2 separate regions of the Homo sapiens genome follow, and region 1 is linked to region 2. A link is a loop called in an ENCODE intact Hi-C map of the cell type or tissue named here. Cell type or tissue: CD14-positive monocyte. All regions are shown on one strand. Each heading gives the region's core, and the rest is flanking DNA. Links, peaks and the distances in the headings are about the cores only. Region 1 has its middle 160 kb from the start of CWH43. Region 2 has its middle 120 kb from the start of CWH43.

The links. Hi-C counts contacts between places; a loop is a spot of excess contacts. Peaks named below come from ENCODE experiments on the same cell type or tissue, not always from the same donor. Only the 100,000 strongest peaks of a DNase experiment are listed, where the experiment ranks them.
Region 1: it touches region 2 in a loop (5-fold over the local background); 9 of 110 quality-filtered maps call a loop at or near these places.

Annotation. Positions count from the first base shown.
Region 1 is chr4:49,143,259-49,156,198 of GRCh38, reverse strand. No RefSeq gene overlaps it. Among named protein-coding and RNA genes, the nearest start is that of CWH43, 160 kb to the right of the region's middle. RefSeq lists enhancers at 2,422-3,411, 4,006-4,523, 4,709-5,334, 5,335-5,961, 6,072-6,907 and 11 more. In CD14-positive monocyte, for the core only: no CTCF peak of the experiment used is centred there; a DNase peak (open chromatin) is centred at 6,428; H3K4me3 peaks cover 2,352 bases.
Region 2 is chr4:49,099,577-49,112,516 of GRCh38, reverse strand. No RefSeq gene overlaps it. Among named protein-coding and RNA genes, the nearest start is that of CWH43, 120 kb to the right of the region's middle. RefSeq lists enhancers at 2,096-2,875, 2,876-3,653, 3,654-4,431, 4,432-5,209, 5,210-5,989 and 12 more. In CD14-positive monocyte, for the core only: no CTCF peak of the experiment used is centred there; no DNase peak of the experiment used is centred there; H3K4me3 peaks cover 924 bases.

The DNA of each region.
Region 1 (12,940 bases), core at 2,809-10,808, 44 kb before region 2:
GGAAAGGAATGGAATGGAAAAGAATGGAATTTAATAGAAAGGAATGGAATGCAATGTCATGGAATGGAGTCAACCCGAGTGGAATGCAATGGAATGGAATGGAAGGGAAAACAGGAATGGAACGGAATCGAATGAAATCAACCCTAGTGGAACAGAATGGAATGGAATGGAATGGAATGGAATGGAATGGAATGGAATGGAATGGAATGGAATCAACTGGAATGAAAGGAAATGGAATGGAATGGAATGCAATGGAATGGAATGGAATCAACCCGAGTGGAATGCAATGGAATGGAATTGAATGGAATTGAATTGAATGTAATGTAATGGAATGGAATCAACCCAAGTGGAATGGATTCGAATGGAGTGGAATGGAATGGAACAGCACGGAATGCAATGGAATCAACTAGAATGGAATGGAATGGAATGGAATGGAATGGAATGGAATGGAATGGAATGGAATGGAACAGAATCAACATGAGTGGAATGGAATGGAATGGAATGGAATGAATACAAGGGAATTTATTGGAAACTAATGGAATGGAAAGGAAACAAACCAAGTGGAATGGAATGCAATGAATTTCAATGGAATGGAATGGAATGGAACGGAATGCAATTCAACGTAATGGAAACAAACAGAGTGGAATGGAATGGAATGGAAAAGACTGGAATGTAATGGAATGGATTGGAATCAACCCGATTCCAATGCAACGGAATGGAATTGAATGGAATGGAATGGAAGGGAATGGAATGGAATGGAAGGGAATGGAATGGAATGGAAAGGAATGGAATGAACTGGAATGGAATGGAATGGAATGGAATTTAAATGAATGGAATGGAATAGAATGGAAAGGAATGGAATCAACCCGAGTGGAGTGCAATGGAAAGGAATGGAAATGAATAGAATGGAATGGAACGGAACGGAATGGAATGAACACCAGTGTAAGGGAATGGAATGGAATGGAATAGAATGGAAAGGAACGGGATAGAATGGAATGGAATGGAATGAACACGAGTGGAATGCAATGGAATGGAATGGATTGGAATGGAATGGAATAAACCCGAGTGGAATAGAATGGAATAGAATGGAGTGGTACGGAAAGGAATTCAATGGAATGGAATGGAGTGGAATGGAATGTAAATGAATTGAAAGGAATGGAATGGAGTGGAATGGAATGGGATGGAATGGAATGGAAAGGGATCAACCCGAATGGAATGGAATGGAATGGAATGGAATGCAATTGAATGGAATGGAATGGAATGGAATGGAATGCAATGGAATGGAATGGAATGGAATTAACCCGTGTGGAATGGAAAGGTATGGAATGGAATGGAATGGAATAAAATGGAACGGAATGGAATGGAATCAACCCGAGTGAAATGCAATGGAAAGGAATGGAATGGAATCAACCCGAGTGGAACGGAATGGAATGGAATGGAATGGAATCAACCCGAGTGGAATGGAGTGGAATGGAATGCAGTGGAATGGAATGGAATGGAAGGCATTGGAATCAACTGGAATGGAATGGAACGGAATGGAATGGAATAGAATGGAATCAATCTGGGTGGAATGGAATGGAATGGAATGGAGTGGAATGGAATGGAATGGAATGGAATGGAGTGGAATGGAATGGAATGGAGTGTAATGGAATGGAATGGAATGGAATGAAATGGAATGGAATGGAATGGAATCAACCCGAATGGAATGGAATGGAATGGAATGGAATGGAATGGAATGGAATGGAATGGAATGGAATGGAATGGAATCAACACAAGTGGAATGGAATGGAAAGGAATGCAATGGAATAGAATGGAATGTTATGGAATCCACCCGAGTGGAATGGTATGGAATGGAATGGAATGGAATGGAAAGGAATAAAATAGATTGGAATAGAATGGCATCAACCCGAGTGAAATGGAATGGAATGCAATGGAATGGAATGGAATGGAATGGAATGGAATCAACCCGAGTGGAACGGAATGGAGTGGAATGGAATGGAATGGAATGGAATGGAATCAACCAGAGTGGAATGGAAAGGAGTAGAATGGAATGGAATGGAATGGAATGCAATGGAATCAACTGGAATGGAATGGAACGTAATGTAAGGGAATGGAATGAATGGAATCAACATGACTGGAATGGAAAGGAATGGAATGGAATGGAAAAGAAATGAATGGAATGGAAACAACCGAGTGTAATAGAATGAAAAGGAATGGAATGGAATGGAATGGAAAGCAATGGAATTCAAAGGAATGGAATTAACTCGAGTGGAATAGAATGGAATGGAATGGAATGGAACGGAATGGAATGGATTGGAATGGAAAGAAATTCTACGGAATGGAATCAACCAGAATGGAATGGAATGGAATGGAATGGCATGGAATGGATTGGAATGGAATGGATTGGAATCAACCCGAGTCGAATGGAATGGAATGGAATGGAATGGAATGGAATGGAATGGAATGGAATGGAATGGAATGGAATCGAATGGAATCAACTGGAATGGAATGAATGGAATGGAATGGAATGGAATGGAATGGAATGGAATGGAATCAATTGGAGTGGAATGGAATGGAATGGAATGGAATGGAATGGAATGGAATGGAAAGGAATGGAATGGAATCAACCCGAATGGAATGGAATGGAATTGAATGGAATGGAATCAAATGGAAAGGAATGGAATGGAATGGAATGGAACGGATTGGAATGGAATGGAATGGAATCAACCCGAGTGGAATGGAATGGAATGGAATGCAATGGAATGGAATGGTATGGGATCAACCATAGTGGAATGGTATGGAATGAAATGGAACGGAACGGAATGGAATGGAATCAACCCGAATGGAATAGAACGGAATGGAGTGGAATGGTATGGAATGGAATGGAATAGAAAGGAATCAACCCGAAGGGTATGGAATGGAATGGAATGGAATGGAATGGAATGCAATGGAATGGAATGGAATGCAATGGAATGGAATCAACCCGAGTGGAATGCAATGGAATGAATGGAATGGAATGGAACGGAACGGAATGGAACGGAACGGAATTGAATGGAATGGAAACAACCCGAGTGGAAAGGAATGGAATGGAAAGGAATGGAATTGAATTGAATGGAATGGAATGGAATGGAATGGAATGGAATGGAATGGAATGGAATAACATGCAATCAACTTTGGTGGAATGGTATGGAATGGAATGGAATGGAGTGGAATGGAACGGAATGGAATGGAATGGAATAAAATGGCATGGAATGGAACGGAATCAACCCGAATGGAATGGAGTGGAATGGAGTGGAATCGTATGGAATGGAATGGAATGGAAAGGAATCAACCCGAAGGGTATGGAATTGAATGGAATGGAATGGAATGGAAAGTAATGGAATCAACCCGAGTGGAATGCAACGGAATGAAACGGAATGGAATGGAACGGAAAGGAACGGAACGGAACATAATTGAATGGAATGGAATCAACCCGAGTGGAAAGGAATGGAATGGATGGAATGGAATGGAATAACATGCAATCAACTTGGTGGAATGGTATGGAATGGAATGGAATGGAATAAAAGGGTATGGAATGGAACAGAATCAACCTGAATGGAATGGAACAGAATGGAGTGGAATGGTATGGAATGGAATGGAATGGAAAGGAATCAACCCGAAGGGTATGGAATGGAATGGAATGGAATGGAATGGAATGGAATGGAAGGGAATGGAATCAACCCCAGTGGAATGCAATGGAAGGAAATGGAATGGAATGGAATGGAATGGAATGGAACGGAACGGAACGGAATTGAATAGAATGGAATCAACCCAAGTGGAAAGGAACGGAATGGAATGGAATGGAATGGAATGGAATGGAATGGAATGGAATGGAATGGAATGGAATAGCATGCAGTCAACTTTGGTGGAATGGTATGGAATGGAATGGAATGGAATGAAATGGAATGGAATGGAATAAAAGGGCATGGAATGGAATGGAATCAACCCGAGAGGAATGGAATGGAATGGAATGGAAAAGAATCAAACCGAGTGGAATGGAATGGAATGGAATGGAATGGAATGGAATGGAATGGAATGGAATAACATGCAATCAAATTTGGTGGAATGGTATGGAATGGAATGGAGTGGAATGGAACGGAATGGAATGGAATGGAATAAAAGGGCATGGAATGGAACGGAATCAACCCGAATGGAATGGAGCGGAATGGAGTGGAATGGTATGGAATGGAATGGAATGGAATGGAATGGAAAGGAATCAACCCGAAGGGTATGGAATTGAATGTAGTGGAATGGAATGGAAAGTAATGGAATCAACCCGAGTGGAATGCAATGGAATGAAACGGAATGGAATGGAACGGAAAGGAATGGAACAGAACGGAACGGAATTGAATGGAATGGAATCAACCCGAGTGGAAAGGAATGGAATGGGTGGAATGGAATGGAATGGAATGGAATAACATGCAATCAACTTTGGTGGAATGGTATGGAATGGAATGGAATAACATTCAATCAACTTTGGTGGAATGATATGGAATGGAATGGAATGGAATAAAAAGGCATGGAATGGAACAGAATCAACCCGAATGGAATGGAACAGAATGGACGGGAATGGTATGGAATGGAATGGAATGGAAAGGAATCAACCCGAAGGGTATGGAATGGAATGGAATGGAATGGAATGGAAAGGAATGGAAAGGAATGGAATCAACCCCAGTGGAATGCAATGGAAGGAAATGGAATGGAATGGAATGGAATGGAACGGAACGGAACGGAACGGAATTGAATGGAATTGAATCAACCCAAGTGGAAAGGAACGGAATGAAATGGAATGGAACGGAATGGAATGGAATGGAATAGCATGCAGTCAACTTTGGTGGAATAGTATGGAATGGAATGGAATGGAATGGAATGGAATGGAATGGAATGGAATGGAATGGAATAAAAGGGCATGGAATGGAATGGAATCAACCCGAGAGGAATGGAATGGAATGGAATGGAAATGAATCAAACCGAGTAGAATGGAATTGAATGGAATGGAATGGAATGGAATGGAAACAATGCAATGCAATGGTATCAACTGGAATGGAATGCATTGGAATGGAATGGAATGGAATCACCCTGAGTGGAAAGGAATAGAATGGAATGGAATGGAAAGGAACGGAATTGAATCAACCCGAGTGGAATGGAATGGAATGGAATGGAATGGAATGGAATGGAATGGAATGGAATCAACCTGAGTAGAATGGAATGGAATGAAATGCAATAGAATGGAATGGAATGGAATGGAATGGAATGGAATGGAATGGAACAGAACGGAATGGAATGGAATGGAATTGATTGAATCCGAGTGGAACTGAAAAAAATGGAATGCATTGGAATGGAATGGAATGGATTCAACCCGAGTGGAATGTAATGAATAGGAATGGAGTGGAATGCAACGGAATGGAATGGAATGTAATGGAATGGAACGGAATGGAATGGAGTCAACCTGAATGGAATGGAATGGAATGGAATGGAATGGTATGGAATGGAATGGAATGGAAAGGTATGAACCCAAATGGAATGCAATGGAATGGAATGGAAAGGTATGAACCCAAATGGAATGCAATGGAATGGAATGAAATGGAATGGAATGGAATGGAATGGAATGGAATGGAATGGAATGGAATGGAATGGAATGGAATCACCCCGAGTGGAATGCAATGGAATGGAATGGAATGGAATGGAATGGAATGGAATGGAATGGAACGGAATGGAATGGAACAGAATGGAAAGGAATGGAATGGAATCAACCCGAGAGGAAAGGAATGGAATGGAATGAAATGGAAAGGAATGGAAAGGATTTAAATGGAATGGAATGGAATGGATTGGAATGGAAAGGAAAGGAATGAAATGCAATGGAATGGTATGGAATCAAATTTAGTGGAATGCTATGGAATGGAACGGAAGGGAATGGAATGGAATGGATTGAAATGGAATGGAATCAACCCAAGTGTAAGGGAATGTAATGGAATAGATAGGAATGGAAAGGAATGGAATGCAATGGAATCAACTGGAATGGAATACAATGGAATGGAACGGAATCAACTTGAGTGAAATGGAATGGAATGGAATGGAATGGAAACTAATGAAATGGAATGGAAACGACCCGAGTGGAATGGAATGCAATGGAATGGAATGGAATGGAATGGAATGGAATGGAATGGAATGGAATGGAATGGAATTCAACGTAATGGAAACAACCAAAGAGGAATGGCATGGAATGGAAAGACTTGAATGTAATGGAATGGATTAGAATCAACCCGATTAGAAAGTAATGGAATGCAATGGAATGGAATGGAATTTAATGGAATGGAATGGAATGGAATGGAATAGAATGGAACGGAATGGAATGGAACGGAACGGAATGGAATGGAATGGAATGGAATCAACTCGAGTGCAATGGAATGGAATGGAATGGAATAGAATGGAATGGAATGGTATGGAATGCAATGGAATGGATTTGAATGGAATGGAACGGAACGGAACGGAATGGAATGGAATGGAATGGAATGGAATGGAATGGACCCCAATGGAATGGAATGGAATGGAATGGAATGGAATGGAATGGATTGGAATGGAATGGAACGGAATTAAACAGAGTAGAATGGAATGTAACGGAATGGAGTGGAATGGAATGGAATGGAATGGAATGGAATGGAATGGAATGGAATGGAATGGAATGGAATCAACCCGAGTGGAATGGAATGGAATGGAATGGAATGGAATGGAATGGAATGGAATGGAATGGAATGGAATGGAATGGATTGGAATGGAATGGAATGTAATCAACCCGAGTGGAATGGAATGGAATGGAATGGAATGGAATGGCATGGTATCAACCCTAGTGGAATGGTATGGAATGGAATGGAATGGAACGGAATGGAATGGAATCAACCCGAATGGAAAGGAATGGAAAGGAGTGGAATGGAATGGATTGGAATGGAATGGAATGGAATCAACGCGAGTGGAATGGAATGGAATGGAATGCAATGGAATGGAATGGCATGGAATCAACCCTAGTGGAATGGTGTGGAATGGAATGGAACGGAACGGAATGGAAGGGAATCAACCCGAATGGAATGGAAAGGAATGGAGTGGAATGGTATGGAATGGAATGGAATGGAAAGGAATCAAACCGAAGGGAATGGAATGGAATGGAATGGAATGGAATGGAATGGAATGAAATCAACCCGAGTGGAATGCAATGGAATGAAACGGAATGGAATGGAATGGAACGGAATGGAATGGAACGGAATTGAATGGAATGGAAACAACCCGAGTGGAAAGGAATGGAATGGAATGGAATTGAATGGAATGGAATGGAATTGAATGGAATGGAATGGAATGGAATGGAATGGAATGGAATAACATACAATCAACTTTGGTGGAATGGTATGGAATGGAATGGAATAGAATGGAATGGAATGGAATAAAAGGGCATGGAATGGAACGGAATCAACCCGAATGGAATGGAGCGGAATGGAGTGGAATGATATGGAATGTAATGGAATGGAAAGGAATCAAACCAAAGGGTATGGAATTGAATGGAATGGAATGGAATGGAATTGAAAGGAATGGAATCAACCCGAGTGGAATGCAATGGAATGAAATGGAATGGAATGGAAACGAACGGAACGGAACGGAACGGAATTGAATGGAATGGAATCAAAACGAGTGGAAAGGAATGGAATGGAATGGAATGGAATGGAATAACATGCAATCAACTTTGGTGGAATGGTAAGGAATGGAATGGAACGCAATGGAATGGAATGGAATGGAATGGAATAAAAGGGCATGGAATGGAACAGAATCAACTCGAATGAAATGGAACGGAATGGAGTGGAATCTATGGAATGGAACGGAATGGAAAGGAATCAATCCGAAGGTTATGGAATGGAATGGAATGGAATGGAATGGAATGGAATGGAATCAACCTGAGTGGAATGCAATGGAATAAAATGGAATGGAATGGAATGGAACGGAACGGAACGGAATGGAACGGAATTGAATGGAATGTAATCAACCCGAGTGGAAAGGAATGGAATGGAATGGAATGGAATGGAATGGAATGGAATGGAATAGAATGGAATGGAATGGAATAGCATGCAGTCAACTTTGGTGGAATGGTATGGAATGGAATGGAATGGAATGGAATGGAATGGAATGGAATAAAGGGGCATGGATTGGAATGGAATCAACCCAAGAGGAATGGAATGGAATGGAATGGAATGGAATGGAATTGAATGGAACGGAAATGAATAAAACCGAGTGGAATGTAATGTAATGTAATGGAATGGAATGGAACGGAATGGAAACAATGCAATGCAATGGTATCAACTGGAATGGAATGCATTGGAATGGAATGGAATGGAATCAACCTGAGTGGAAAGGAATGGAATGGAATGGAAAGCAATGGAATTCAAAGGAATGGAATTAACTCGAGTGGAATAGAATGGAATGGAATGGAATGGAATGGAATCGAATGGTATGGAATGGATTGGAATGGAAAGAAATTCAACGGAATGGAATCAACCAGAATGGAATGGAATGGAATGGAATGGAATGGAATGGAATGGAATGGAATGGATTGGAATGGAATGGATTGGAATCAACCCGAGTCGAATGGAATGGAATGGAATGGAATGGAATGGAATGGAATGGAATGGAATCAACCCCAATGGAATGGAATGGAATGGAATAGAATGGAATCAACTCGAATGGAATGGAATGGAATGGAATGGAATGGAATGGAATGGAATGGAATGGAAAGGAATGGAATGGAATCAACCCGAATGGAATGGAATGGAATGGATTGGAATGGAATGGAATGGAATCAACCCGAGTGGAATGGAATGGAATGGAATGGAATGCAATGGAATGGAATGGTATGGGATCAACCCTAGTGGAAAGGTATGGAATGCAATGGAACGGAATGGAAAGAAATGGAATCAACCTAAATGGAATAGAACGGAATGGAGTGGAATGGGATGGAATGGAATGGAATGGAAAGGAATCAACCCGAAGGGTATGGAATGGAATGGAATGGAATGGAATGGAACGGAACGGAACGGAATGGAATTGAATGGCATGGAAACAACCCGAGCGGAAAGGGATGGAATGGAATGGAATGGAATGGAATTGAATCGAATGGAATGGAATAGAATGGAATAACATGCAATCAACTTTGGTGGAATGGTATGGAATGGAATGGAATGGAATGGAAGGGAATGGAATAAAAGGACATGGAACAGAACGGAATCAACCCGAATGGATTGGAGCGGAATGGAGTGGAATGGTATGGAATGGAATGGAATGGAAAGGAATCAACCTGAAGGCTATGGAATTGAATGGAATGGAATGGAATGGAAAGAAATGGAATCAACCCGAGTGGAATGCAATGGAATGAAACGCAATGGAATGGAACGGAAAGGAATGGAACGGAACGGAATGGAATTGAATGGAATGGAATCAAACCGACTGGAAAGGAAAGGAATGGAATGGAATAGAATGGAATGGAATGGAATGGAATGGAATGGAATGGAATGGAATGGAATGGAATGGAATAGAATGGAATAACATGCAATCAACTTTGGTGGAATGGTATGGAATGGATTGGAATGGAATAAAAGCATGGAATGGAACAGAATCAACCCGAATGGAATGGAACGGAATGGAGTGGAATGGTATGCAATGGAATGGAATGGAAAGGAATCAACCCGAAGGGTATGGAATGGAATGGAATGGAATGGAATGGAATGGAATGGAATGGAATGGAATCAACCCCAGTGGAATGCAATGGAAGGAAATGGAATGGAATGGAATGGAACAAAATGGAACAGAACGGAACGGAATTGAATGGAATGGAATGTAATCAACCCAAGTGGAAAGGAACGGAATGGAATGGAATGAAATGGAATGGAATGGAATGGAATGGAATGGGATAGCATGCAATCAACTTGGTGGAATGGTATGGAATGGAATGGAATGGAATGGAATGGTATGGAATGGAATGGAATGGAATGGAATGGAATGGAATGGAATGGAATAAAAGGGCATGGAATGGAATGGAATCAACCCGAGAGGAATGGAATGGAATGGAATGGAAATGAATCAAACCAAGAGGAATGGAATGGAATGGAATGGAATGAAAACAATGCAATGCAATGGTATCAACTGGAATGGAATGAATTGGAATGGAAAGGAATGGAATCACCATGAGTGGAATGGAATGGAAAGGAATGGAATGGAATGGAAACTAATGAAACGGAATGGAAACAACCCGAGTGGAATGGAATACAATGGAATGGAATGGAATGGAATGGAATGGAATGGAATGGAATACAACAAAATGGAAACAACCCGAGTGGAATGGCATGGAATGGAAAGGATTTGAATATAATGGAATGGATTGGAATCAACCCGATTAGAAACTAATGGAATGGAATGGAATGGAATGGAATGGAATCGACCCGAGAGGAATGGAATGGAATGGAATGGAATTTAATGGAATGGAATGGAATGGAATGGAATGGAATGGAATGGAATGGAATGGAACGGAACGGAACGTAATGGAATGGAATGGAATGGAATCTACACGAGTGGAATGGAATGGAATGGAATTTAATGGAATGGAATGGAATAGAATGGTATGGAATCAACCCGAGTGGAATGGTATAGAATGGAATGGAATAGAATGGTATAGAATCAACCCGAGTGGAATGGTATAGAATGGAATGTAATGGAATGAAATGGAATGGAATAAAATGGAATGGAATGGAATGGAATGGAAACTAATGAAATGGAATGGAAACAACCCGAGTGGAATGGAATGGAATGGAATGGAATGGAATGGAATGGAATGGAATGGAATGGAATGGAATTCAATGGAATGGAAACAACACAAGAGGAATGGCATGGAATGGAAAGACTTGAATGTAATGGAATGGATTAGAATCAACCCGATTAGAAGGTTGGAATGGAATGGAATGGAATGGAATGGAATGGAATGGAATGGAATGGAATGGAATGGAATGGATTGGAAGGGAATGGAACGGAATTAACCAGAGTAGAATGGAATGTAATGGAATGGAGTGGAATGGAATGGAATGGAATGGAATGGAATGGAATCAACACGAGTGGAATGGAATGGAATGGAATGCAATGGAATGGAATGGCATGGAAACAACCCTAGTGGAATGGTATGGAATGGAACGGAACGGACCGGAATGGAATGGAATCAACCTCGAATGGAATGGAAATGGAATGGATTAGAATCAACCCGATTAGAAGGTTGGAATGGAATGGAATGGAATGGAATGGAATGGAATGGAATGGAATGGAATGTAAAGCAATGGAACGGAATGGAATGCAACGGAACGGAATGGAATGGAATGGAATGGAATCAACTCGAGTGGAATGGAATGGAATGGAATGGAACGGAATGGAATGCAACAGAACGGAATGGAATGGAATGGAATGGAATCAACTCGAGTGGAATGGAATGGAATGGAATGGAATAGAATGGAATGGAATGGTATGGAATGCAATGGAATGGAATGGAATGGAATGGAATGGAATGGAATGGAACGGAACGGAACAGAATGGAATGAAATGGAATGGACCCCAATGGAATGGAATGGAATGGAATGGAATGGAATGGAATGGAATGGAATGGAATGGAATGGATTGGAAGGGAATGGAACGGAATTAACCAGAGTAGAATGGAATGTAATGGAATGGAGTGGAATGGAATGGAATGGAATGGAATGGAATGGAATCAACACGAGTGGAATGGAATGGAATGGAATGCAATGGAATGGAATGGCATGGAAACAACCCTAGTGGAATGGTATGGAATGGAACGGAACGGACCGGAATGGAATGGAATCAACCCGAATGGAATGGAATGGAATGGAGTGGAATGGTATGGAATGGAATGGAATGGAAAGGAATCAACGCGAAGGGTATGGAATGGAATGGAATGGAATGGAATGGAATGGAATGGAATGGAATGAAATCAACCCGAGTGGAATGCAATGGAATGAAATGGAATGGAATGTAACGGAACGGAACGGAACAGAATGGAATGGAATGGAATCAACCCGAGTGGAAAGGAATGGAATGGAATGGAATTGAATGGAATGGAATGGAATGGAATGGAATGGAATGGAATGGAATGGAATGGAATAACATGCAATCAACTTTGGTGGAATGGTATGGAATGGAATGGAATAGAATGGAATGGAATGGAATAAAGGGGGATGGAATAGAACGGAATCAACCCGAATAGAATGGAGCGGAATGGAGTGGAATGATATGGAATGGAATGGAATGGAAAGGAATGGAATCAACCCGAGTGGAATGCAATGGAATGAAATGGAATGGACTGGAACGGAACGGAACGGAACGGAATGGAATTGAATGGAATGGAAACAACCCGAGTGGAAAGGAATGGAATGGAATGGAATGGAATTGAATGGAATGGAATGGAATGGAATGGAATGGAATGGAATGGAATGGAATGGAATGGAATGGAACATGCAATCAACTTTGGTGGAATGGTATGGAATGGAATGGAATGGAATGGAATAAAAGGGCATGGAATGGAACGGAATTAAACCGAATGGAATGGAGCGGAATGGAGTGGAATGGTATGGAATGGAATGGAATGGAAAGGAATCAAACCGAAGGGTATGGAATGGAATGGAATGGAATGGAAAGGAATGGAATCAACCCTAGTGGAATGCAATGGAATGAAACGCAATGGAATGGAACGGAAAGGAACGGAACGGAACGGAATTGAATGGAGTGGAATCAACCCGAGTGGAAAGGAATGGAATGGAATGGAATGGAATGGAATAACATGCAATCAACTTTGGTGGAATGGTATGGAATGGAA
Region 2 (12,940 bases), core at 2,775-10,774:
GGAATGAAATGGAATGGAATCAACCGGAGTGGAGTGGAATTTAATGGAGTGGAATGGAATGGAATGGAATGGAATGGAATGGAATGGAATGGAATGGAATGAAATGGAAAGGAACGGAATGGAATCAACCCGAGTGGAATGGAATGGAATGGAATGGAATGGAATGCAATCCACCCGAGTGAAATGGAATGGAATGGAATGCAATGGAATTGAACGGAATATAATGGAATTGAATGGAATCATCCCGAGTGGAATGGAATGGTATCTAATGCAATGGAATGGAATGGAACAGAACGGAACGGAATTGAATGGAATGGAATCAACCCGAGTGGAAAGGAATGGAATGGAATTGAATGGAATAACATGCAATCAACTTTGGTGGAATGGTATGGAATGGAATGGAATGGAATAGAATGGAATGGAATGGAATGGAAAGGAATCAAACTGAAGGGTATGGAATGTAATGGAATGGAACGGAATGGAATGAAAAGGAATGGAATGGAATCAACCCGAGTTTAATGCAATGGAATGAAATGGAATGGAATGGAATGGAACGGAACGGAACGGAATTGAATGGAATGGAATCAATCCGAGTGGAATGGAATGGAATGGAATGGAATGGAATGGAATGGAATGGAATAACATACAATCAACTTTGGTGGAATGGTATGGAATGGAATGGAAAGGAATGGAACGGAATAACATGCAATCAACTTTGGTGGAATGGTATGGAATGGAATGGAAAGGAATGGAATGGAATGGAATAAAAGGGAATGGAATGGAACAGAATCAACCCGAATGGAATGGAACGGAATGGAGTGGAATGGTATGGAATGGAATGGAATGGGAAGGAATCAACCCGAAGGGTATGGAATGGAATGGAATGGAATCAACCTGAGTGGAATGCAATGGAATGAAATGGAATGGAACAGAATGGAATGGAATGGAACGGAACGGAACGGAACGGAACGGAATTGAATGGAATGGAATCAACCCAAGTGGAATGGAATGGAATGGAATGGAATGGAATGGAATGGAATGGAATGGAATGGAATAGCATGCAATCAACTTTGGTGGAATGGTATGGAATGGAATGGAATGGAATGGAATGGAATGGAATGGAATGGAGATGAATCAAACCGAGTGGAATGTAATGTAATGGAATGGAAAGGAATGGAATGGAAAGAATACAATGCTATGTTATCAACTGGAATGGAATGCATTGGAATGGAACGGAATTGAATCACCCTGAGTGGAAAGGAATGGAATGGAATGGAATGGAAAGGAAAGGAATGGAATGGAATGGAAACTAATGGAATGGAATGGAAACAACCAGAGTGGAATGCAATGCAATGGAATGGAATGGAATGGAATACAACAAAATGGAAACAACCCGAGTGGAATGGCAGGGAATGGAAAGGACTTGAATATAATGGAATGGATTGGAATCAACCCGATTAGAAACTAAAGGAATGGAATGGAATGGAATGGAATGGAATGGAATGGAATGGAATGGAATCTACCCAAGTGGAATTTAATGGAATGGAATGGAATGGAATGGAACGGAATTGAATGGAATGGAATGGAATAGAATGGTATGGAATCAACCCGAGTGGAATGGAATAGAATGGAATGGAATGGAATGGAATGGAATAGAATGAAATTGAAAGGAATGGAATGGAAACAACACGAGTGGAATGGAATGGAATGGAATGGAATGGAATGGAATGGAATGAACCCGAATGGAATGGAATGGAATGGAATGGAATGGAATGGAATGGAATGGAATGGATTGGAATGGAATGGAATGGAATCAACCCGAGTGGAATGGAATGGAATGGAGTGGAGTGGAGTGGAATGGAATGGAATGGAAAGGAATGGAATGAAATGGAATGGAAAGGAATCAACCTGAGTGGAGTGGAATGGAATGGAATTTCATGGAATGGAATGGAATAAAATGGAATGGAATGGAATGGAATCAACTCGAGTGAAATGGAATGGAATGAAATGGAATGGAATCAACCGGAGTGGAGTGGAATTTAATGGAGTGGAATGGAATGGAATGGAATGGAATGGAATGGAACGGAATGGAATGGAATGGAATGAAATGGAAAGGAACGGAATGGAATCAACCCGAGTGGAATGGAATGGAATGGAATGCAATGGAATTGAATGGAATATAATGGAATTGAATGAAATCATCCCGAGTGGAATGGAATGGTATCTAATGCAATGGACTGGAATGGAACAGAACGGAATGGAATGGAAAAAATAGATGATTGAATCCAAGTCGAATTGAATGGAATGGAATGGATTGGAAAGGACTGGAATGGATTGGAATGGAAAGGAATGGATTCAACCCGAGTGGAATGTAATGGATTGGAATGGAGTGGAATGGACTGGAATGGAATCAACACAAATGGAATGGAACGGAATGGAATGGAATGGAATGGAATGGAATGGAATGGTATGGAATGAAATGGAAAGGAACGGAATGGAATCAACCCAAGTGGAATGGAATGGAATGGAATGGAAGGGAATCAACACGAGTGGAATGGAATGGAATGGAATGCAATGGAATGGAATGGAACGCAATGGAATGGAATGGAATGGAATGGAATGGAATGGAATCAACCCGAGTGGAGTGGAATGGAATGGAAGGAATCAACCCAAGTGGAATGGAATGGAATGGAATGGAAAGGAGTTGAAAGGAATGGAATGGAATGGAGTGGAATGGAATGGAATGGAATGGAATGGAATCAACCCGAGTGGAATGGAATGGAATGGAATGGAATGGAATGGAATGGAATGGAATGGAATAGAATGGAATGGAATCAACCGGAGTGGAGTGGAATGGAATGGATTGGAATGGAATGGAATGGAATGGAATAGAATGAAATGGAAAGGAACGGACTGGAATCAACCCGAGTGGAATGGAATGGAATGGAATGGAATGGAATGGAATGGAATGGAATGGAATGGAATGGAATCCACCCGAGTGGAATGGAATGGAATGGAATGCAATGGAATTGAACGGAATTTAATGGAATTGAATGGAATCACCCCGAGTGGAATGGAATGGTATCTAATGGAATGGACTGGAATGGAACAGAACGGAATGGAATGGAAAGAATAGAATGAATCCATGTGGAATTGAATGGAATGGAATGGATTGGAAAGGAATGGAATGGATTGGAATGGAAAGGAATGGATACAACCCGAGTGGAATGTAATGGATTGGAATGGAGTGGAATGGAATGGAATGGAATCAACACGAAAGGAATGGAACGGAATGGAATGGAATGGAATGGTATGGATTGGAATGGCATCAACACGAATGGAATGGAACGGAATGGAATGGAATGGAATGGAATGCAATGGAATGGAATGCAATCGAAAGGAACGGAATGGAATCAACACAAGTGGAATGGAATGGAATGGAATGGAAGGGAATCAACACGAGTGGAATGGAATGGAATGGAATGGAATGCAATAGAATGGAATGGAATGGAATGGGATGGAATTCAATGGAATCAACCCGAGTGGAATGGAATGGTATGGAATGCAATGGAATGGAGTGGAACAGAACGGAATGGAATAGAATGGAATTGATTGAATCCGAGTGGAATTGAATGAAAGGGAATGCATTGGAATGGAATGGAAAGGATTCAACCCGAGTGCAATGTAATGGGTTGGAATGCAGTGGAATGGAATGGAATGGAATCAACACAAATGGAATGGAATGGAATGGAATAGAATGGAAAGGAATGGAATGCAATGGAATGGAATGGAATGGAATGAAATGGAATAAACCCGAATGGAATGGAATGGAATGGAATGGAGTGGAATGGAATAAACACCAGTGGAATGAAATCGAATGGAATGAAATGGAATGGAATGGAATCAAACCGAGTAGAATGGAATGGAATGGAATGGAAAGGAATGGAATGGAAAGGAATGGAATCAACTGGAATGGAATGAAATGGAATGGAATGGAGTGGAATGGAATGGAATGCAATGGAATCAACACGAATGGAATGGAATGGAATGGAATGGAATGGAATGGAATGGAATGGAATCAACCCGAGTGGAATGGAATGGAATGGTATGGAATCAACCCGAGTGGAATGGTATGGAATGGAATGGAATGGAACGGAACGGAACGGAACGGAATGGAATGGAATGGAATGGAATGGAATCAACCGGAGTGGAGTGGAATGGAATGGATTGGAATGGAATGGAATGGAATGGAATGGAATGGAATGGAATGGAATGGAGTGGAATGGAATGGAATGAAATGGAAAGGAACGGACTGGAATCAACCCGAGGGGAATGGAATGAAATGGAATGGAATGGAATGGAATGGAATGGAATGGAGTGGAATCCACCCGAGTGGAATGGAATGGAATGGAATGCAATGGAATTGAACGGAATATAATGGAATTGAATGGAATCACCCCGAGTGGAATGGAATGGTATCTAATGCAATGGACTGGAATGGAACAGAACGGAATGGAATGTAAAGAATAGATTGAATCCATATGGAATTGAATGGAATGGAATGGATTGAAAGGAATGGAATGGATTGGAATGGAAAGGAATGGATTCAACCCGAGTGGAATGTAATGGATTGGAATGGAGTGGAATGGAATGGAATGGAATGGAATGGAATCAACACGAAAGGAATGGAACGGAATGGAATGGAATGGAATGGAATGGAATGGTATGGATTGGAATGGCATCAACACGAATGGAATGGAACGGAATGGAATGGAATGGAATGGAATGGAATGCAATGGAATGGAATGCAATCGAAAGGAACGGAATGGAATCAACCCAAGTGGAATGGAATGGAATGGAATGGAATGGAATGGAATGGAATGGAAGGGAATCAACACGAGTGGAATGGAATGGAATGGAATGCAATAGAATGGAATGGAATGGAATAGGATGGAATTCAATGGAATCAACCCGAGTGGAATGGAATGGTATAGAATGCAATGGAATGGAGTGGAACAGAACGGAATGGAATAGAATGGAATTGATTGAATCCGAGTGGAATTGAATGGAAGGGAATGCATTGGAATGGAATGGAAAGGATTCAACCCGAGTGCAATGTAATGGATTGGAATGCAGTGGAATGGAATGGAATGGAATGGAATGGAATGGAATGGAATGGAATCGACACAAATGGAATGGAATGGAATGGAATAGAATGGAAAGGAATGGAATGGAATGGAATGAAATGGAATAAACCCGAATGGAATGGAATGGAATGGAGTGGAATGGAATAAACACCAGTGGAATGAAATCGAATGGAATGAAATGGAATGGAATGGAATCAACCCGAGTAGAATGGAATGGAATGGAATGGAAAGGAATGGAATGGAAAGGAATGCAATCAACTGGCATGGAATGATATGGAATGGAATGGAATGGAATGGAATGGAATGGAATAGAATCAACTCGAGTGGAATGGAATGTAATGAAATTGAGTGGAATGGAATGGAATTGAATGGAATGGAATGGAATGCTGTGGAATGGAAATAGAATGAAATAAAAACGAATAGAATGGAACGGAATGGAATGGAACGGAATGGAATGTAATGGAATGGAATGGAATGGAATGGAATGGAATGGAATGAAATGGAAAGGAACGGAATGGAATAAACCTGAGTGGGACGGAATGGAATGGAAAGGAATCAACCCGAGTGGAATGAAATGTAATGTAATGCAATGGAATGGAGTGGAATCAACCTGAGTCGAATGCAATGGAATGGAATAGTATGGAGTGGAATGGAATGGAATGGAATGGAAAGGAATGGAATGGAATGGAATGGAACGTAATGGAATCCAACGGAATCAACTGGAATTGAATAGCATAGAATGGAATGGAATGGTATGGAATCAATCCCGGTGGAATGGAACGGAATGTATGGAGTGGAATGGAATGGAAAGGAGTGGAATGGAATGGAATGGAATGCAGTGGAATTTAATAGAATAGAATCAACCCGAATGGAATGGAACGGAATGGAATGGAAAGGAATGGAATGGAATGGAATGGAATGGAATGGAATGGAATGGAATGGAATGGAATGGAATTATCCCGAGTGGAATGGAATGGTATGGAATGCAATGGAATGGAATGGAACAGAACGGAAAGGAATGGAATGGAATAGATTGAATCCGAGAGGAATTGACTGGAGTGGAATGGATTGGAATGGAATGCAAGGGATTCAACCCAGTTGAATGTCATGGATTGGAAAGGAGTGGAATGGAATGGAATGGTATCAACACGAATGGAATGGAACGGAATGGAATGGAATGGAATGGAATGGAATGGAATGGAATGGAATGGAATGGAATGGAATGGAAACAAGACAAATGGAATGGAACGGAATGGAATGGAATGGAATGCTGTGGAATCGAATGGAATGGAATGAAATAAACACGAATAGAATGGAACGGAATGGAATGGAATGGAATGGAATGGAATGGAATGGAATGGAATGGAATGAAATGGAAAGGAACGGAATGCAATTAACCCGAGTGGAACGGAATGAAATGGAAAGGAATCAATCCGAGTGGAATGAAATGGAATGTAATGCAATGCAATGGAGCGGAATCAACCTGAGTCGAATGCAATGGAATGAAATGGAAAGGAGTGGAATGGAATGGAACGGAATGGAATGGAATGGAATGGAATGGAATGTAACTGAATGGAATCCAATGGAATCAACTGGAATGGAATAGCATAGAATGGAATGGAATGGAATGGAATCAATCCGGGTGGAATGGAATGGAATGTATGGAGTGGAATGGAATGGAATGCAGTGGAATGGAATGGAATGGAATGCAGTTGAATTTAATGGAATGGAATCAACCCGAATGGAATGGAAAGGAATGGAATGGAATGGAATGGAATGGAATGGAATGGAATGGAATGATCAACCCGAATGGGATGGAATGAAATGGAATGTAATGGAATGCAATGGAATGCTATGGAATCAACCCGAGTGTAAGGGAAATGCATGGAATGGAATGGAATGGAATGGAATGGAATGGAATCAACCCAAGTGCAATGGAATGGAATGGAATGCAACGGAATCAACCCGAGTGGAATGGAAGGGAAAGGAATGGAATGAAATGGAATGGAAAGGAATGGAATGGAATCAACCCGAATGGAATGTAATGGAATGGAAAGGAATGAATGGAATAGAATGGAATGGTATGGAATCAACCCGAGTGGAATGGAATGTACTGGAATGGAATAGAATGGAATGGAATGCAATGGAATGGAATGGAATGGAAAGGAACGGAATGGAATGCAATGGAATGGAATAGAATGGAATGGAATGGAATGAACCCGAATGGAATGGAATGGAAAGGAATGCAATGGAATAAAATGAAATGGAATCAACCCGAATGGAATGGAACGGAATGGAATGGAAAGGAATGGAATGGAATGGAATTGAATGGAATGGAATGGAATGGAACAGAACCGAAAGGAATGGAATGGAATAGATTGAATCCGAGAGGAATTGACTGTAGTGGAATGGATTGGAATGGAATGCAAGGGATTCAATCCAGTTGAATGTCATGGATTGGAAAGGAGTGGAACGGAGTGGAATGGAAAGCAGTGGAATGGAATGGAATGGAATCAACACGAATGGAATGGAACGGAATGGAATGGAATGGAATGGAATGGAGTGGAATAGAAACAACACGAATGGAATGGAACGGAACGGAATGGAATGGAATGCTGTGGAATGGAAAGAATTGGAATGAAATAAACACGAATAGAATGGAATGGAATGGAATGGAAAGGAAAGGAATGCAATGCAATGGAATGGAATGGAAAGGAAACAACATGAATAGAATGGAACGGAATGGAATGGAATGCTGTGGAATGGAATGGAATGGAATGAAATAAACACGAATAGAATGGAACGGAACGGAATGGAATGGAATGGAATGGAATGGAATGGAATGGAATGGAGTGAAATGGAAAGGAACAGAATGGAATTAACTCGAGTGGAATTGAATGGAATGGAAAGGAATCAACCCGAGTGGAATGAAATGGAATGTAATGCAATGGAATGGAGCAGAATCAACCTGAGTGGAACGGAATGGAATGGAATGGAATGGAATGGAATGGAATGGAATGCAATGGAACGGAATGGAATGGAATCATCCCGAGTGGAATGGAATGGTATGGAATGCAATGGAATGGAATGGAACAGAACGGAAAGGAATGGAATGGAATAGATTGAATCTGAGAGGAATTGACTGGAGTGGAATGGATTGGAATGGAATGCAAAGGATTCAACCCAGTTGAATGTCATGGATTGGAAAGGAGTGGAATGGAATGGAATGGAAAGGAGTGGAATGGAATGGAATGGAATGGAGTAAAATGGAAAGGAACAGATTGCAATTCACCCGAGTGGAATTGAATGGAATAGAAAGGAATCAACCCGAGTGGAATGAAATGGAATGTAATGCAATGGAATGGAGCGGAATCAACCTGAGTGTAAGGGAATGGAATGGAATGGAATGGAATGGAATGGAATGGAATGGAATCAACCCGAATGGAATGGAACGGAATGGAATGGAACGGAATGGAAAGGAATGGAATGGAATGGAATGGAACGGAATGGAATCATCCGAAGTGGAATGGAATGGTATGGAATGCAAGGGAATGGAATGGAACAGAACGGAAAGGAATGGAATGGAATAGATTGAATCCGAGAGGAATTGACTGGAGTGGAATGGACTGGAATGGAATGCAAGGAATTCAACCCAGTTGAATGTCATGGATTGGAAAGGAGTGGAATGGAATGGAATGGAATCAACACGAATGGAATGGAACGGAATGGAATGAAATGGAATGGAATGGAATGGAATGGAATGGAATGGAATGAACCCGAATGGAATGGAATGGAATGGAATGGAATGGAATGGAATGGAATGGAATGGAATAGAATCAACTCGAGTGGAATGGAATGTAATGGAATTGAGTGGAATGGAATGGAATTGAATGGAATGGAATGGAATGCTGTGGAATGGAAATAGAATGAAATAAAAACGAATAGAATGGAACGGAATGGAATGGAACAGAATGGAATGGAATGGAATGGAATGGAATGGAATGGAATGGAATGAAATGGAAAGGAACGGAATGGAATCAACCCGAGTGGAATGGAATGGAATGGAATGCAATGGAATTGAACGGAATATAATGGAATTGAATGGAATCATCCCGAGTGGAATGGAATGGTATCTAATGCAATGGACTGGAATGGAACAGAACGGAATGGAAAGGAAAAAATAGATGATTGAATCCAAGTCGAATTGAATGGAATGGAATGGATTGGAAAGGACTGGAATGGATTGGAATGGAAAGGAATGGATTCAACCCGAGTGGAATGTAACGGATTGGAATGGAGTGGAATGGACTGGAATGGAATCAACACAAATGGAATGGAACGGAATGGAATGGAATGGAATGGTATGGAATGGAATGGAATGGTATGGAATGAAATGGAAAGGAACGGAATGGAATCAACCCAAGTGGAATGGAGTGGAATGGAATGGAATGGAATGGAAGGGAATCAACACGAGTGGAATGGAATGGAATGCAATGGAATGGAATGGAATGGAATGGAATGGAATGGAATGGAATGGAATCAACCCGAGTGGAGTGGAATGGAATGGAAGGAATCAACCCAAGTGGAATGGAATGGAATGGAATCGAAAGGAGTGGAAAGGAATGGAATGGAATGGAGTGGAATGGAATGGAATGGAATGGAATCAACCCGAGTGGAATGGAATGGAATGCTATGGAATCAACCCGAGTGGAATGGTATGGAATGGAATGGAATGGAATGGAACGGAATGGAATGGAATAAAATGGAATGGAATGGAATGGAATCAACCCGAGTGGAATGGAATGGAATGGAATGGAATGGAATGGAATGGAATGGAATGGAATGGAATGGAATAGAATGGAATGGAATCAACCGGAGTGGAGTGGAATGGAATGGATTGGAATGGAATGGAATGGAATGGAATGGAATGGAATGGAATGGAATGGAATGAAATGGAAAGGAACGGACTGGAATCAACCCGAGTGGAATGGAATGGAATGGAATGGAATGGAATGGAATGGAGTGGAATGGAATGGAATCCACCCGAGTGGAATGGAATGGAATGGAATGCAATGGAATTGAACGGAATTTAATGGAATTGAATGGAATCACCCCGAGTGGAATGGAATGGTATCTAATGGAATGGACTGGAATGGAACAGAACGGAATGGAATGGAAAGAATAGAATGAATCCATGTGGAATTGAATGGAATGGAATGGATTGGAAAGGAATGGAATGGATTGGAATGGAAAGGAATGGATACAACCCGAGTGGAATGTAATGGATTGGAATGGAGTGGAATGGAATGGAATGGAATCAACACGAAAGGAATGGAACGGAATGGAATGGAATGGAATGGTATGGATTGGAATGGCATCAACACGAATGGAATGGAACGGAATGGAATGGAATGGAATGGAATGCAATGGAATGGAATGCAATCGAAAGGAACGGAATGGAATCAACACAAGTGGAATGGAATGGAATGGAATGGAAGGGAATCAACACGAGTGGAATGGAATGGAATGGAATGGAATGCAATAGAATGGAATGGAATGGAATGGGATGGAATTCAATGGAATCAACCCGAGTGGAATGGAATGGTATGGAATGCAATGGAATGGAGTGGAACAGAACGGAATGGAATAGAATGGAATTGATTGAATCCGAGTGGAATTGAATGAAAGGGAATGCATTGGAATGGAATGGAAAGGATTCAACCTGAGTGCAATGTAATGGATTGGAATGCAGTGGAATGGAATGGAATGGAATGGAATGGAATCGACACAAATGGAATGGAATGGAATGGAATAGAATGGAAAGGAATGGAATGCAATGGAATGGAATGGAATGGAATGAAATGGAATAAACCCGAATGGAATGGAATGGAATGGAGTGGAATGGAATAAACACCAGTGGAATGAAATCGAATGGAATGAAATGGAATGGAATGGAATCAACCCGAGTAGAATGGAATGGAATGGAATGGAAAGGAATGGAATGGAAAGGAATGCAATCAACTGGCATGGAATGAAATGGAAAGGAATGGAATGGAATGGAATAGAATCAACTCGAGTGGAATGGAATGTAATGAAATTGAGTGGAATGGAATGGAATTGAATGGAATGGAATGGAATGCTGTGGAATGGAAATAGAATGAAATAAAAACGAATAGAATGGAACGGAATGGAATGGAACGGAATGGAATGGAATGGAATGGAATGGAATGGAATGGAATGGAATGAAATGGAAAGGAACGGAATGGAATAAACCTGAGTGGGACGGAATGGAATGGAAAGGAATCAACCCGAGTGGAATGAAATGTAATGTAATGCAATGGAATGGAGCGGAATTAACCTGAGTCGAATGCAATGGAATGGAATAGTATGGAGTGGAATGGAATGGAATGGAATGGAAAGGAATGGAATGGAATGGAATGGAACGTAATGGAATCCAACGGAATCAACTGGAATGGAATAGCATAGAATGGAATGGAATGGTATGGAATCAATCCCGGTGGAATGGAACGGAATGTATGGAGTGGAATGGAATGGAAAGGAGTGGAATGGAATGGAATGGAATGCAGTGGAATTTAATAGAATAAAATCAACCCGAATGGAATGGAACGGAATGGAATGGAAAGGAATGGAATGGAATGGAATGGAATGGAATGGAATGGAATGGAATGGAATTATCCCGAGTGGAATGGAATGGTATGGAGTGCAATGGAATGGAATGGAACAGAACGGAAAGGAATGGAATGGAATAGATTGAATCCGAGAGGAATTCACTGGAGTGGAATGGAATGGAGTGGAATGCAAGGGATTCAACCCAGTTGAATGTCATGGATTGGAAAGCAGTGGAATGGAATGGAATGGAAAGGAGTGGAATGGAATGGAATGGAATCAACACGAATGTAATGGAACGGAATAGAATGAAATGGAATGGAATGGAATGGAATGGAATGGAAAGGAACGGAATGGAATTAACCCGACTGGAACGGAATGGAATGGAAAGGAATCAACCCGAATGGAATGAAATGGAATGTAATGCAATGGAATGGAGCAGAATCAACCCGAGTCGAATGCAATGGAATGGAATGGAAAGGAGTGGAATGGAATGGAACGGAATGGAATCCAATGGAATCAGCTGGAATGGAATAGCATAGAATGGAATGGAATGGAATGGAATCAATCCGGGTGGAAAGGAATGGAATGTATGGAGTGGAATGTAATGGAATGGAGTGGAATGTAATGGAATGGAATGCAGTGGAATTTAATGGAATGTAATCAACCCGAATGGAATGGAGCAGAATGGAATGGAATCGAATGCAATGGAATGGAATGGAATGGAATCAACCCGAATGGGATGGAATGGAATGGAATGGAATGGAATACAATGGAATGCTATGGAATCAACCCGAGTGTAAGGGAAATGCATGGAATGGAATGGAATGGAATGGAATGAAACGGAATGGAATGGAATCAACCCAAGTGCAATGGAAAGGAATGGAATGCAACGGAATCAACCCGAGTGGAATGGAATGGAAAGGAATGGAATGAAATGGAATGGAAAGGAATGGAATGGAATCAACCGAATGGAATGGAATGGAATGGAAAGGAATGAATGGAATGGAATGGAATGGAATGGAATGGAATGGAATGGAATGGAATCAACCCGAGTGGAATGGAATGGACTGGAATGGAATAGAATGGAATGGAATGGAATGGAATGGAATGCAACGGAATCAACCCGAGTAGAATGGAATGGAAAGGAATGGAATGAAATGGAA